Linked DNA regions of Homo sapiens: region 2 is linked to region 1. Evidence: chromatin loops called from intact Hi-C (ENCODE). Cell type or tissue: CD4-positive, alpha-beta T cell. All regions are shown on one strand. Each heading gives the region's core, and the rest is flanking DNA. Links, peaks and the distances in the headings are about the cores only.

The links. A loop is a pair of places that touch in the nucleus more often than their neighbours do. Peaks named below come from ENCODE experiments on the same cell type or tissue, not always from the same donor. Only the 100,000 strongest peaks of a DNase experiment are listed, where the experiment ranks them.
Region 2: it touches region 1 in a loop (2.5-fold over the local background); 4 of 110 quality-filtered maps call a loop at or near these places.

Annotation. Positions count from the first base shown.
Region 1 is chr1:229,021,077-229,029,405 of GRCh38, reverse strand. No RefSeq gene overlaps it. Among named protein-coding and RNA genes, the nearest start is that of LINC02815, 130 kb to the left of the region's middle. RefSeq lists an enhancer at 1,145-1,882. In CD4-positive, alpha-beta T cell, for the core only: no CTCF peak of the experiment used is centred there; DNase peaks (open chromatin) are centred at 1,685, 4,585 and 5,625; H3K4me3 peaks cover 622 bases; H3K27ac peaks cover 864 bases.
Region 2 is chr1:229,066,133-229,074,461 of GRCh38, reverse strand. No RefSeq gene overlaps it. Among named protein-coding and RNA genes, the nearest start is that of LINC02815, 84 kb to the left of the region's middle. In CD4-positive, alpha-beta T cell, for the core only: no CTCF peak of the experiment used is centred there; DNase peaks (open chromatin) are centred at 4,121 and 5,951.

The DNA of each region.
Region 1 (8,329 bases), core at 306-8,305:
TGTATGGCTGTGAGAGCTGCTCACACATCTCTAAGTCCTCATCCATTCCTTCTGTTCCCACGCCCTGCCCATCTCCTCCCACCAGATACAGTGCCAGGTGGGGAAGGCAAGTGAGGACGGTGGGGAGGGGGGTGCAGTGGCAAAGGCCCCCCAACACAGTCTGCTTTGTGACTTGTGGCTGGAGGACTCCACCTAGCACCTTCCTTCTGAGCTGAGCTCCAGCCTGGGCCCCAGTTGCCCCGAGTCCTGGTTAGAGTTCAGAGCTGCAGCTCAGGGTGGTAGCTGCAAGCCCCATGCGGCTACTGAGCACTCTAAATGTGGCAATTCCAAACTGACACTGAATTTCAAGCCCTTGGTACTAGAAAAAGAGACTATAAAAATCTTACAAATTTTATACGATTACATGTTGGAATGATAATGATTTTTATATACAAAGTATATTGCTAAAGTTAATTTCACCTGTTTCTTTTTATTATTATTACTTCTTAGTTAGCCACTAGAAAATGTAAGATGACGTGTGTGGCTCACATTATAATTCTGTTGGGCGCCACTGATCTAGAAAGAATTCGATTTGTAAAGGGGCCCAGATGGACCATTTCAGGGGATTCGGCAAGTGTTTGCCGAGCACCTTCTGTGTGCAGCTCATCTGCCGCACAGATGGCTGTCTGAGCTGCTGGGGGAGGTGGGAGGTGGGGTCGGAGCAGGGAGCTGCCCCATTGGAGGAGCGTGGGGAGCAGTGCCCATCCCTGAGCTGAACCACGGACATCTTCCTCAGGAAGCACTTTGAGTATCTGGGCCCAGCACAGCCCGGAACCCTCCCAGTACCTCTAAGGTTACAAGTAATTGTCTAAGGCCTACGTTATTCCTGCACACCCAAACACAGCCCTCAGCATCTCATGGGAAAAGAGAGCCTTATCTCCAAGATGCACTTTGAAGTTTAAAAATAAAAGTGGGGGTGACCAGTGCAGTGCTGGTTGGCCTCAGCCCATGATGGGGGCTTGGGAGAGTTTTCTTCTCTTTCTTCTCTTCCTCCCTCCCCTTCCTCCCTTCCATTCTCCTCTCCTTCCTTCCTTTCATCCTTTCCTTCATTCCTTCCTTCCTCCCTCCCCTTCCTTCCTTCCATCCTCCTCTCCTCTCCTCTCCTCTCCTCTCCTCTCCTCTCCTCTCCTCCCCTCCCCTCCCCTCCCCTCCCCTCCCCTCCCCTCCCCTCTCCTCTCCTTCCCTGCCTCCCTCCCTTTGATGCTTAAGACTCAGCACAGGAAGAGAGAGCTCCTAGGAACATGAAAGCTGAAGATAAACCCCAAAGCCTCCTTTGTCTTCCCTTAATCTGCTTTAAGCTCCCACCAGCTCAAGCCTAATTGAGTTAGTTCTTGAGTGAAAGGGAGCTTTGGTGATGTTAAACTGTTATTTAATCACAAGTGGCAGGTGGGATGTGGGGCAAAGGGCAGGAAAAGTGGGTCTGTGGGAACGTAGAGCTGAGCAAAGCCTTCCTTCCTCCCCTCGCATCAGGGAAGGCCCGCGATGCCCTTTCATTAGTATTTCAGCCAGTGTTTTCCAAATTGCTGACCATAAACCGTTAGGGGATTGGGAAATCAGTTTCGTGGATTTCAACGAGCATTGTTGAAATGTGGGGGGTGGTGCGGCCTGGGAAGAGTAGAACAGAAAGTAACAGAAGGCTTTGCAGGTAGTGAAAGGAAGTATTGCTTCCTGAAACTTTTGACTTAGATGTGAGTCAGCTGTGTGTGCATGTGCACTTAATTGCAACAGAAAATGCACTTTTTGCTGTGGGTCATGAGCAAAAAAGTTTGAAAGCTTCTCTCTGATGCTCCTAGAAATAGAGTCCCTTCTGTGCGTGGGTCAGGAGAAATGATAAGCAACAGAGGATGGGGAACAGGAATCCTTGGCTGTGTGATAGAAAAGGCTGTGGGGAGGTGCGAGGTGGGAGGTGGGAGAAGCAGCAGGGTCTGAGTGCCCGGGCCTGGGCAGCCTGTTAAACTTCATGGCCCCATGGTCTGTTTGCTTCTGCACCTGCAGCAGGGAGCAGAGGCCAGGCCCCAGGGGGCACGTGGCTCCACATTCTGAAAATCAAATTAGTGGACAAGGGAATGGAAGGCCTCTTTGAGGGGCTCTGTGCCACATGTATTCACCTGGGATCGGGGAAGGAAGGATGACAATGGAGAGAGTGTTCTGGGAGGAAATTCAGTTCTCACCTGAGTAGACTGTCTGTGGGGGGCTTTGCAGATGCTCAGCGTTGCAGAAGATGACGTTTCTATTTCCACTGTTAAAGAACCCGTCTTGGCCAGGCGCAGTGGCTCACACCTATAATCCCAGCACTTTGGGAGGCCGAGGTGGGTGGATCACGAGATCAGGAGTTTGAGACCAGCCTGGCCAATGTGGTGAAACCCTGTCTCTACTAAAAATACAAAAAATTAGCAGGGTGTGGTGGCACACGCCTGTAATCCCAGCTACTCGGGAGGCTGAGGAAGGAGAATCACTTGAATCCAGGAGGCGGAGGTTGCAGTGAGCTGAGATCGTGCCATTGCACTCCAGCCTGGGCGACAGAGCAAGACTCCATCTCGAGAAGAAGAAGAAGAAAAAAGGAACCCCTCTTATTCTTTCGCCATTCGTATTTTATGTGTATAACAGTCAATATTATGATGAGCACTGGGATTCATACTAACTCATTCTATTGCTAAAACAATTTTTTCACTGAGCTTTTTCTTTTGGTGCCTCTTAAATAATCTCACTATTAAGCCAAAAAAATCAGAAAGTGAGCTATTTGGGAAAAAACAAGCACAAAGATGAACTCAACCCTGGTTGAAATATAGCCCTGGGGAAGGGAACTACTTGATCTCCCAAAGCACAAAGATCGGCGACTTTGTAGCACTTTGAGTGTCTGGGCCTGGCAGGCAGCTCTGAATGTTCCTGTTGCCTCTAAGGTTACAAATGATTGTCTAAGGCCTATGTTACACCTTCATACCCATGTACGACACTCAGCCTCTCATGAGAAAAGAAAGCTTTATCTCTAAGATGAACTTTGAGGTTTAAAAATAAAAGCAGGGCTGCCGTTTCCCAGGGCCACTGTTGAGACTGCGCAGAATGGGCTATTTCTTTACAAATAAACAAGCGTCTTACAGGCTGACCAGCTAACTGGCATTTCAGGTGGCTGAAACTTTTCCTTTGAGGCCTACCCAGGTGAAGGGACATTTACTTGGGTTTAACATGTTTGCATCTGAGGAGAAATTTTTAAAAGCATTTTTCTTATGGAGAAAGGGAAACATTTTGCTATTTATTTATTTATTTATATTTTAGAGATGGAGTCTCACTTCGTCACCCAGGCTGGAGAGCAGTGGCGTGATCATAGCTCACCGCAGCCTCGACCTGGGCTCAAGGAATTGTCCCAGGAAACTGTTCTTTTCAAATGGCGGGGAGACAGAAAATGCTGATGATCCACAGTGCTGCTCAAGTTTAGAATGCAACAAAGAAACAGCCAGTTGTTGTGAAATTATTCGCCAATCATTACACACAATGACAGGAAATTATTTATAGAAAAAATCCCAACATAATTTCTTTCCCCAGCATCCCAGGGGACAAACCAGGGAAGGTAGTGCAGGAACAAGCCCAGCAGTGAGCTGTCACCTGTGGCACTGCTCAGCCACCTGCTGTGTCTTCAGTAGCTTCCCCTTCAGGCATGGGGCTTTCTTCCTGCCTGTACCTTAGTGTATCCCAGCAGGATGAAAGCACTTCTGAGACAGATGTTTCTGGGTCCTAGTGTTTCTCTTTGCCCTGCCCTGGGTTTAGTATGCACACATCCACACTGGCGGTTGCTCCTAGCCCCCAGGGCCTATGTCCTGCGACCCTTCTTGGCCTTTACTTCTCATGGCATGAAGGAGGGAAAGGCCCAAAGAAGCGAAGGCCCTGCATGAGCTAGGTGGCTGGGGAGGGGTTGAGCAGGCTCATAATTAGGAAGATGACAGACAAGGATGCTGGCATCCTTCACACTGATGTGCTGTGTAAAGTCCGGCTCGCAGTGTGACCCTGTCACCCCCAGAGGACCAGGACCATTGAGCGGCACCTTCTGACTGGCACAGCTCCTTTGAGGCTCTCAGAGGCGCAGGTTTTCCTCCAGGCCTGGTGGCTCTTCCTGGAGGGGATGGTGCTGCCATCCTCTCTAGCAGTCCAGGGTCTGCACCGTGGGCTTGGTGGGGCCCAGTGTCCTCGGGTCACAGCTCTCAGCAGAATTCTGCTTCTCTGCTGCCTGTGGTAGCTCCTCCACCAGGACCCAGCCAGTGCCAGGAGGGTGGAGTGGGTCCCGGAGGCAGGAACGGGGTAGCAGATCCCTGGAGAGCTGAGCCTGAAGGGACCATGGGCCAGCTTGGGAAGTAAAAAGAACAGTAGAGAGGCTGGAGCCCAGGTGTGGGTCTCAACTGTGGGTCTCAGGACAAGCGAGGGGGTATGTCCCCAGAGGGATGGGAAAGTGGGCCCAAGGCTGAGTGAAAGCACATTGCCAGGAAGAGCCAGGGGACGGAGAGGGAGCCAGAGAAGCAGAGGATTCATCTGCTGTCCTGGGAACCTGTGAGTCACTGCTGCTGAGTCATCAGAGCTGCCTAGAAGCTGCTTGGTTGAACCCAGGAGCAGAATGGGAAGGACCAGAAAGGAAGTTCTTCTCCTTCTCCGGGACCCTGGAAAAGGATCATGGGCGTGGCTGGGCCAGGCAGCACCATGAGGGCATCAGCCTCAGGTGGAGCAGGTCCTGGTCAAAGAGCTCCGTGGTCCAGGCCAAGCTGCTAGAGCAGAGCCCGAGGCCCCTGGCAGTGCGGTGTGGGGACCGTCAGCACGCACTGGCTTACGTTCTAGACTCTACGTTCACTTTAGAGGTGAGGCAATGGAGACCTGGAGACTTGCCCGGGGCCATAGAGAGTCAGAGGCGCTGGTCCTCCAGAGCCCATGCTCCCTAATCACTGCCCAGGGTCTGCAGTGATCAGATCCTGGAGACACAGTGACGAGACCTTATCATGCTTGTATTGTTAAGGGCCCAAACTGAGCTAAATGGCCAATTGAAAGACGGATAGATAAATTCCAAGGATGCTCTCCTTATGGCAATGCCATTTGATTTGCTGGTGTATTTATATATTTGGGGGATTTTTAAACCTCTGAATAAGTATATAAATTTTTTACCATGCTCATGTGAGGAGTCCCCAGGCCTGGGAAATAGGGAAGGACTGCGCAATTTGCTGTTTCTTTAAGGAGTGGAGCATCTGCCACCATTCTGTGTCTGGCTGCTCTCCCAGAACCTGGTGCACTGACAAGGCCAGGCTGTGGCTCAGGTCCACATCCCAGGAACTGCCCTGCCCTGGGTGCGTTGATGGCGATGTTGGACGTGAAGGTGTCTGTGGGCTTAGTGTGCACACTCTCCCCTTTAGAGAAGTGGATGCTGGGAGTTTTATGTTGTCCCATGCTCCATCTGGCAGGACCCAGTCACCTGGATGCTGGTGTGGCCTGGGCCGACCGAGTATCTGTATCAGCTGCCGTCTTAGTGCTCTAAAATTTGCCAGTTCCCTTCCTGGGCTGATGGCCTGCAGGCTGTGCTGGCTGTCTCCATGGGAGCAAGGCTGTGGACTGCTGTGTGTCCCAGAGAGGAAGTGGACTACTGAGTTATGTGCGTACGACAGCCTGTGGTTTCTCTGTAGGCTGCAGCAGACCCAGCAGATGAGCCAAGGAGACCCTCCTTGCCTCTGCTCCACGCCGTTCACCATCCTCTGATTCTGTCCACCTCATAAATGAGAAATCCGAGGCTCCCTGAGGGTCAATGCATTGATCAAGGTTCAACTGCTTGGAAGTGGCATATCCCCAACTCAAAGTTAAGCTTTTTTATGCAAAAGCTGGTGCTACACTGTTGTACCTAGTGCCTGTTATATCTTGTGAGTAATTTTGCTTTGGCAGGACAGACCAGCAGTCTAGAAATCGTTTCTTAGTGATGCTAAAGGGCACCATGGTGGAGTCTTTTCCTTCATGACTAGAGTGATGTGCCTGCCCCAGGGAGCTCCTGACCTCTCCCTGGACTAATCAATGATGTTTGCAATGAATTATCCCACCCGAGATTTCCTTCTCCAAAAGAGGGGTTTTGCAGGGGCTCTGCTGTTTGGATAAGGCGGTGAGTCAAGGTAAGATTAGAAGCCTCTTGATCTGCAGAGAATAGTGCATTGTGGGTTCTGGCTGCACCCTACAGGGTTGGGACCCAGGCACTTCCTTTTCTGTATTGCTTGTTTGCAAGGAAAGGGCTCCTATGTCATCCATAGTGACCAAGCGGGTGATGACAAGTGTTCTTGCTCCCATCATGGGTATCTCTGGCCTGGACAGCCAGGAAGAAAATAGTGATTAACTTTGCGCCAGCTTTCCTTTCTCTGGTTGATTTGGCAAAAATGCTCTGACTTTCCCTTTTGTTCTGTTTGAGGAAAATTTTAGCAGGAGGAAAGATTTTGTCAGGCTGAATTGATCCAGTTGTGTTTCCAGGGCATCCAAGCCTCTCCCTGCGGCCCTGGCCCGCCTCCTCCCCATGCACCAGGCTCTGGCTCCCGGGTACTCCTCCTGCCATGGGGCCCACGCAGCAGCTACAATGCATGCTTTGTTCAGGGAGCCCTGGGGAGGCAGCTGGCTACAAAAAAGTTCATCCACTAACTGGGCTTGTCCTTGACATCTGGCTTCTCTCCTAGGACCTCATTTTCCCCAACTTAAGTGGGATTTTGAATTAATGAAATTATAGCCCTTTGAACTGACTTGAGAATTCTCTCCCAGGCTCAAATTACATCTCCACTCAGTGTGTCTAGATGGCTCCAACACTTTCACAGATCATCCCCTCCCAACCCCTAGGAGATCATCTACATTGCTGTTTTCCAGTTGTAGAAGAATGTGATTCAATAGAACCTACTGCCTGAGACAGTGATAGCATGTGTGCATTTATTGAGAGCACTATACTAGGCATTTTATACTAATTTTCTCTAAAATTCACAACCCATAAGGTAAATAATGATACAATATCCCAATTTTTCTGACAAGGAGACCAAAGCTTTTGTCTACAGTTACTCAGCTAGAGGGTGGCAGAAGCTAGATTTGAACCCATATCCCTCTAATGCTAAAGCCTGTGAGACTCCACGGTGTCCCTCTAAGTCACAAGTTGTCTGTGAGTGTATATTTACAAACACATGTGGACAAAAATTTTGATAGTAGCATCCACAAACGTCACATTGAGATGTGAAACAGGCCTCTAATAAATCAGATCGGGATATCTTCTTTGCTTCTCACCTGGCATGATGCTGGGTTTGTGGCAAGATACAAATATGTATAAAGTTGGCCTCCTGTTGCCTCAACACGAGATGCCTTTACATCCTAAAATTGCTATTACTTAAGTTAAAATACATCACACAGTCTACTTCAGCCTGCTTCAGGTCAACTTGTGGTTGTCACAGGGGCCAGCCTCAGAGGTAGACAGAGTTTAGACTTTTCAGTCTTACCCCCAGTGTCCTTCTTCTCTCACTGGGAATTTCCCTTTGATATTCCCACCAAATACCCTTGCCCTGGATGGAGTCATATTCTCTGAAGTATCTTCCATTCAAGGGTCCTAAGAGTCAAGGTCATTCCTGATGGAAACACACGCCTAGGAAAAGAAAATCAACCCTCAATGTGATCTAGGTCCTTTAGATCTAATTTCCACTTTTTAAAAAAATCCAAGGGTCAGAGGGACATGTTAAATGACACCATAAGAACATAGCAGCAAGTCCAGACTGGGGGAAACTGCAGGACAAATGACCTGGTTTCTTCTCCAATAAGAATTTGTAAAGAAAAAAAGGCCAAGTGTAGGTGCCCATGCCTGTAATCCTAGCACTTTGGGAAGCTGAGGTGGCGGGATCGCTCGAGCTCAGGAGTTCAGCCTGGGCCACATAATGAGACCTCATCTCTACTAAAAATTAAAAAAAAATTCACTGGGCATAGTGGCACCCACCTGTAGTCCTGGCTGTTTGGGAGCCTGAGGTGGGAAGATTGCTTGAGCCCAGGAGGTTGAGGCTGCAGTGAGCCGTGATTGTGCCACTGCACTCCAGCCTGGGGGACAGAATGAAACTGTATTGAAGAAGAAGAACAAGAACAAGAAGAAGAAGAAGAAGAGGAAGAGGAAGAGGAAGAGGAGGAAGAGGAGGAGGAGGAGGAAGAGGAAGAGGAAGAAAGAAGAAGAAGAAGGAGGATTTATAGAATATGTAGATAGAAAGAAACTTCAGAGACAAATCAACCAATCTCAGTATATGAATCTCTTATTAAATCCAGAGTCAAACAAATG
Region 2 (8,329 bases), core at 25-8,024, 45 kb before region 1:
GAAGGTTTAACACCGTGATTTAGATAGGGAGCGTTAGATTTAGTATGTTTAAGGCAATTTCAGAACAGATTCACAACCCTTGGAAGAAGGACACCCGCGGATAAAACACAGCCTCCTGAGTGTGGCCTCCCCGGCCGCCTCTGAGCTCCCTCTGCCCTCCTGTGGGCTGGGGTGCCCACTCCTCTTCCTTACTCCTTCACACGTGCTCTCTCCTGCCTGTAGGCTTGTGTTTTTCCTTTGAACTTTATGTATTTATAAACATTTTATGTGATTATTATTAATCATATTAAAACATAATGTGATTATTTTATTTTATTTTTTTTGAGATGGAGTCTCGCTCTGTCGCCCAGGCTGGAGTGCAGAGGCACGATCTTGGTTCACTGCAACCTCTTTATCCTGGGTTCAAGCGATTCTCCTGCCTCAGCCTCCCGAGTCGCTGGGATTACAGGCGTGTGCCACCATGCCCAGCTAATTTTTGTATTTTTAGTAGGGATGGGGTTTCACCATGTTGGCCAGGCTAGTCTTGAACTCCTGGCCTCAAGTAATCCACCCGCTTCGGCCTCCCAAAGGGCTGGGATTACAGGCATGAGCCACCATGCCCAGTCCATAATGTGATGATGTTTTGCTGCCTTAACTGGTCTGTCCTTGAATAGGATTGAGCAAATGCCATAGAAAAGCATGGTTCGGTTCACCATGCCTATGGGAGTGAAGGTCTTCAGCCCACAGAGCCCTGAGCCCACGGTGCTGGCTTGCCTGGCCCCAGAGCCCCATGTTTAGGAAGGAAAAAGCTGCCTCTGTCCTATCAGCCACCCATTACGCTTCCCACAGAGAGTGACTGCCGAGCCAAGCTTCCCTGCCCACCCCGCTTCCACCCTGATAATGTGCATTTATTTACTTACTTTTATTTTTATATGTTTTATTTGTGTAAATTTAAGGGCTGCAGTGCAGTTTTGTCACATGAATATGTTGTGCAGTGGTGAAGTCTGGGCTTTAGTGTAACTGTCACTCAGATGTGCACTGTATCCATTGAGTAACCCCTTACCCCTCACCCTCCTCCCCTCCTTCCCTCCTAAGCCTCCATCGGCTATTCTTCCACACTCTATGTCCACTTGTGCGATTCTGCCTCAGTCTCACATGAGGCACAAGTCAGTAAGTAGCCAGCACCCCCATGTTCCAAAGACGGGAGCCAGCTCCAGAGGTCTCTGGACCCAGTGTGGTGCCATCCTAGAAAAGAGGCTGGAGATCCTCGGGCAGTTGGAGAATTTTTTTTTTTTTTTTTTGGAGTCTCACTCTGTCACCTAGGCTGGAGTGCAATGGTGCAATCTTGGCTTACTGCAGCCTCTGCATCCTGGGTTCGAATGATTCTCCTGCCTCAGCCTCCCGAGTAGCTGGGATTACAGGTGTGTGTCACCATACCTGGCTAATTTTTGTAGTTTTAGTAGAGACAGGGTTTCACCACATTGGCCAGGCTGGTCTCGGACTCCTGACCTCAGGTGATCCACCTGCCTTGACCTCCCAAAGTGCCAGGATTACAGGCGTGAGCCACCGCGCCCCGACAAGAATTCTCTGGAGTGTGTGCAGTGAGTCCTTCTCCTTGTGGGGAGGGTGGAGAACATCTTCTCTCCTCCAGCTTAGGGAGATGGGCCTTGGGCAGACACAGTGGGGGCACTGATGGGGACACAGTGGACTGGTCTGCCCTGGCCTATGGAATCTCGGGGGTGAAGGAGAGGGAGTGAGACCAAGGGTGCTGGTGGGAAGTTGTCCACCCTGGGAAGGGATGCACCTTTGTTTCCAGCAGAAAGGACGTGACAGAGCAGGCCCAGGCTCTCCTCCATGTCCTTGCCCTTTACACTCCTCAGAGAATGTCCCCCGGCTGCCCTGTGTGGAGGTGAGCCTCTGAGAATCTAGGGCTGAACGGGAGTTGATGGTGACTGCATGGATGGTGTGTCACCCTCATCAAGAGAGCAGGGGGTGAGAGGTTCCCAGAAATCAGGAGAGGGCTCCCCAGGGACCCAAGAAGACGTTCCTGAGAGGAAGACAGTTTTCCCATAGGCCATGGCCAGCATTCCAAAGCTGGATCTCAGGCTGACAAACACAATCCCTCCCTGCCTGGTACAGCGCTGCCCATCCCTGCTGTAGTCCTGGAGAGGTCAGAGTGAGGGAGAGATGGGGGTGGAAATGCCAGCAAAGAGAGAAGCTCATCAGGTATTAGGGGCTGAATTGGGTCCCCTCAAATTCACATGGTGAAGTCCTAACCCCCAGCACCTCAGATCGTGACTGTTTGGAGACAAGGCCTTTAAAGAGCTGATTAAGATAAAATGAGGTCTTTAGTGGGGGCCTAATCCAATCCGACTGTTGTCCTTATAAGAAGAGATGAGGACACACACACACACACACACACACACACACACACACGGAAGACCATGTGAGGGAGACAGCCCACGTGGGGAGATGGCCATCTCCAAGCCACAGAGAGGCCTCAGAGGAAACCAGCCCTGCCAACGCCTGGTTCTCAGCCTCCCACCCAGCCTGGGCCACTGTGTTGGGCAGCCCCAGCAGGCGAACTCATCAGGTCTCTGCCATTGTCTTTGCTTGCTTCCTGCCTACAACAGGCTGAGCTTTCACTTTGAATGAAAATCACACAAGATATATGAACAACTGAACTATGGTCATGACCATAGTTCCCATGACCAGGAACTTCTCTTTGTCATAAGCTGAATCCTGGCTTCCCAGACCCAGGAAGAGCCGCACAGCTGGGTTTGCAGGAGGGTCCAGACAAACACTGGGATTGCTTCATGGCCACCAGTAAGGGCTCTGCTCTTGTAGGGTCTTACTGACATCCTTCATGAAGACAGCAGGCCCATCACTGTCATCCTAAGCGGCTCTCCCACATTTGGCAGAGGAGTTTACACTTCCTGGGTTAGATTTTGGCTGCACTGACTATTCTTTGGAGAAAATAGAAGTCCAAAGGAATGAAGGGATTAAAGCACACCGCTCTCAGCAGGGACCAGGCTCCAACTCTGCTCCCCGCATCCCATGTCTGGCGAGTCTATTCTACCCTAAAAGACTGTCTTAGGGCCTGGTGGGGGAAAATGAGTTTCTCCTTTCCCCAGGCTGCAGTGGGGTCTTAGTGGCCTCACCTACAGATCTTTTTCCCAGATTTCAGTCTGTCTGGCAGATTCTCCTCTATGATGTGCCTATTAAGGCTTGTCTTAAATTAAATCTGCTGAGCTAGGCTTGGTACCGAAGTGACCCCACAATCCCCTAGAGGTGCACTGTGTCCTCAATAATATGAAAACTGATCCACACAGAGAGGGAGGGATTGGTTTGGTCTTGTTCTCCAGAGTAGCTGGGGGAAAGCATCAGGACTCCACCTCCCTAGCAGAATGAGGCTGCAGCAATTTATTTGTATTGAAATGAGTGCATTCTTTTTGATCTATCCTAGATGCATCAGCCCCATTTCCTAGACACACTGAACAAACTGAGAACAGAAAACTGAGATCAAATCCCACTACTTCCCATCAACCAGAGCTGAAGTGGGAGGATTGCTTGAAGCCAGGAGTTTGAGACCAGCCTGGACAACAAAGCAAAACCCTGTCTCTACAAAAAAAAAAAAAAAACATTTTAAAATATTATCTGGGCATGGTGACGCAGGTCTGTAGTCCCAGCTACTTGGGAGGCTGAGGTGTGAGGATCACTTGATCGCTCAGGAGTTTGGAGGCTGCAGTGAGCTATGATCACACCACTGCCCTTTGCTTGGGTGTCAGAGTGAGACCTCATCTCTAAAAAAAATTAAAATAAAATAAAATTATAAAATAATAATAAAAAAAGAAGGGGCACCCACCACAGAGAGCAATTAATGTCCAGAGAGTATGAACAGATCCTGGGACTGCTTTGCAAGACAGTTCAGTTAAAGTTGCTTTAACTTTGTAGGCGGACCAGCCTCTGCTCAGCCCTTGAAAGGGAAGCTGGGCACTCACCACACTCAGTAAGCTGAACAAGAGCAGGCCGTGAGGCTGCCAAGCCCTCCAAGGATAAAGCATGAGCCCTGGGGCAACTGGGCATGTGCTGGAGATAGCTGGCTCAAGGCCAGTGCCTCTTCAGTGCTGGAAACTGTTGACTCAAGATTCGTGCGTCACCCAGCCCTTGGGGGTGGGCCGGGGACCATGACTCTGGCAAGCTCACAGAGTGCCTGAGATTGAAGCTGCTGTGCATGGTGGCTGCTTTATGTTCCTGCAATAACTAACAGGGACCAAAGCTGAAAGCATTCTGTGTATGGGCTGATGGTGGCTGGAATATACATTTGGAGGTTTGAACCTAGCCTTTTCAAAAACAAAACCAATCAAATAAAGCAACCCCTCCCCATCACCTGAGGACTCTTCACAAGCTTTCTGGTAGGTTCCAGGAGTTTCTGATCCCCCAGGCTGAGGCATTACTTGGTGGTTATTAACCTCGTGCAGAGCAAAATGAAATGCAGACCCTGAGGTCCTTTGGGAGACTTAGAACCTTAGCCGAAGTTCCAGAGATCCTGGGGCTGCTTTTCTGAAGTTCCAGTTTCTTCAGCAAAGTTGCTCCCAATTTCTCAAATAGTGGATACACCTCTGCAGAGTGGCTGTCAGTCTTAGAAAGTGTAAGACATGCCTGGAGAACTTGTTAAAAGTTCAGATTCTACACACCTAACAGAATGGCAACAATTCAGAACACTGACAACACCCAGTGCTGGTGAGGATGTGGAGAAACAAGAATTCATTCACTGCTGGTGGGAATGCAAAATGGTACAACCACTTTGGAAGACAGTTTGGTGATTTCTTACAAAACTAAACATATTCCTCCCATATGATGCAGCAATTGTGTTCCTTGGTATTTACCCAAATGAGTTAAAAACTTCTGACCACACAAAAGCCTTCACACAGATGTTATAGCATCTATCTATCTATCATCTATCTATCTATCAATCTAATTATCATCTACCAATCTATCATCTATCAACTATCTATCTATCTAATCTATCTATCATCTATCATCTATCATCTATCTATCTATCTATCTATCTATCTATCTATCATCTATCATTCCATCATCTGTCTATGTATCTATGTATCTATCATCTATGTATCTATCATCTATCTAGGTATCTATCATCTATCTATGTATCTATCATCTATGTATATATCATCTATCTATCATTCCATCTATCATCCTATCTATCATCTATCTATCTATCATCTATGTATCTATTTCTCTATCTATCATCTATCTATATATCATCTATCTATCATCCCATCTATCATCTAGCTATCTATTGTCTGTCTATCTATCATCTATGTATGTATGTATGTATGTATGTATGTATGTATGTATCTATCTATCTATCTATCTATCTATCTATCTATCTATCTATCATCTTCTCTCTCTCTGTATCTCCTATTGACTATTTCTCTAGTGAACCTTGATTAAAAAATTGCTCTTAAAAAATCATGTTTTTTTTTTAAAGTTTATATGACTGGGATCTTCTCACCACCCACAAGAAATTTCAATTCAGCAGTGCTGGAGCTGGGCCTGGGAATGCACATTTTGAAGATCTTCCTCTATTTTCTGATGCCAGTGGCATGTGGGTCACCCTCAGAGAAGCAAAACCTCAGAGCTTCTTCCTGTAACTGGCAGAGACAGAAAGAGCTACAATGTGAGGTCCCCCTCCCATGGGACTCTCATTTTCCCCCACCCCACCCCAGCAACTGAGATGGGCTGTGTACCCTGGACTGGGGGGCAATGCAAGACATTTTGGCTTCTCATGCTCCTAGCTATGGCCTTCCTATCTTTTGCATCAGATAGATCATGTGGTAAACTAGGGAGAAGACTTGTGGGTGTTTCATCTACCCGGCAAGAGACTTCCTCCTGGCAAAGGCCGGATGATTGCAATGACCTTCTCTTTCCCGGCTGCTCTTGGACTGCAGGCTTTCCCCCTCTGCAGCACTTCTTTATGCAACTGACCACACAGTCTTCCTCTCACAACTTTTCGTTACATCATCTCCTTCCTCAAGAACCCTCCCTGCCCCACTACTGCCTTTAAGATCAAACCCGAATGCTGATCCCTGTGCAAGCCCCTTGTCTGTCTGCACGTGTCCCTCCTTCCAGTGTGCACGTGCCCCCCACCCCCACCACTGTTTTCCAATACTCCTTAACCCTTGGAGCCCTCAGCACTCAGCTTCAACTTGCCTCTTTCCAATGCTTCTCTGCCTGGCTTCCAGGACTCTTCCAGCTTTGTCAGTGCCAGACCATATTGCAGGGTCATTACCGAGGGGTCCTTCTACTTGAATTTGTTTTAGAGTGTGCTCCTGCCTGCCCTGCCCTGCCTCAGTGAAGGGGCTGGTGTTTATGCAAAGCAGGAAAGCAGAAAGACCAAGAGCACTGGACTCAGCAGACCCGGGTGCAAGGACACATGCAGCCCTTCAGGAGTTGTAAGACCAGGGACAAGTTCCTCAGCTTCTCTGAGCTTTTGTTTCTTTACCATATACATGGGAATAATGGTACCTGTTTCCCAGGACTGTTGGGAGGAGGAAAGTACAATGGTCATGGAGGTGAATGTGTGGAAATTACAAGACACTTCCCCGGGAGTCAGCAGCTGTCCTGCTCAGCTGCCCGAAGCTGGCTTCCGCACTACCGGACAGGCTTGGCTGGTGCATTGGTGGCCAGGCAAGGCACAGAGCAGGCACGAGGGCCAGAGAAGGGGACCACTGTTGTCCTGATGCACAGCCTGGAGGAGGACCTAGAAAACAACACTCAAATATATGAAGTCAGGAGCCAGGAGCAGAGTGTTGGATTGGAGATGTGCAGAAGCAGGTCTGCAGAGCTGAACAGGGACAGGGGCAAGGGACAAGAAAGCAGACAGGGGGGAGAAGGAGGGATGAGGACAGAGAAGGCCACTCCATGTGGCTTAGGGAAGAGCTTCTGGGACATTCTTCATCCAAGGCCAATTCTGTGGCTTAAAACATCACCAGTACAGCCCAAGAACGCATCTCGGAGGTCAGGAGCCCTGGAGAACCTGGAGGCTGGCAGCTCCTCTGTTCTGTCTGGGGGTGGTGTGTTCATGCAGGATTTGAGGAGACTGAATCATGTAATCATGTGGAGCTTTGGCTTTGAAATACTTTCTGTGCCCTGGACGATGACATCTCAAATGTTATTGAAGTTCTTGAAGCCCCCATTCCTCCTCTGTATGACAAGAATCCTAGTGACCACTTCACAGGGTGGTGATAAGATTTCAGTAGATACAGCACAGAAAGTGCTGAGGACAGGGCTGGGCACAGAGGAGGTGATCTTGGTTGTAATCATCATTATTATGCTTATAAAGGCTGCTTAGGCAATGCATGGAAGCTGGAAAGAAGTGGGTCTTCTCTGTACAGAATATGGGTAAGGAAAAAGCTTACTCTCAACATCAAGCGATGCTTCCTCTGGGCTGGAGTGGAAAAGTTGCTCCTGGCCTGCTTGCTTTGGTCTGGGAATGTCTCTGTGGCCTCCAAAAAGCAGATGAGGCTGGAGAGGGTTTCTTTTCTGGGGCAGCCTCTGGAGTTCAGACATTCAGGTTTCCCATCCTTCCCAGGGTGCTTATCTTAAAAACGTGTACCTCAGTCAAGAGATTCACTTCTAATAAGGAGAAGTTGCCAGAGCTGGCCACAGAGGGTGGTGAATGCAAGTGTAGCCCCATGGTGTTATGACAGATACTGGTTTTCATTCATGGTTCCTGGCTAATAACTCCCATAGCCCTCGTTAGTCTTTTATTATAATGTTGGGTGTGTTAGGCCTCACGGGTAGGCTTCAGACCTTCTCCTGCCTTCCTCCCACTCAAATGTTCCCCAGCCTTTCTGACTGTGCATCTTGAGACCTCCTATGAGGGTCCCACCCTGTAAAGCGGGGAAAGGAATGCTGATGTCACGAAGCTTCCATAAAAACCCAAGAGGACAGGGTGTGGGGAACTTCCCCATAGCTGGACACATGGAGGTTCTTGGAGCGTGGCGCTTAGGGAGGGCATGGAAGCTCCGCACCCCTTCCCACATACCTCGCCCTACTCGTCTCTTCGTCTGTATCCTTTGCAATATCCTTTATTATAAACTGGTAAACATAAATGTTTCCCTGAGATCTATGAGCCAATTCAGCAAATTAATCAAACCCAAAGAAGGGCACCCATGATCCCCTCTTGAAGCTGATTGGTCAGAAGTTCTGGAGGTCTGGACTTACGACTGGTGTGTTTGGTGGGGGGGCAGTCTTGGGAACTGAGCCCTCAACCTGTGGGATCTGACACTATCTCCATGTAGATAGTGTCGGAACTCAAATA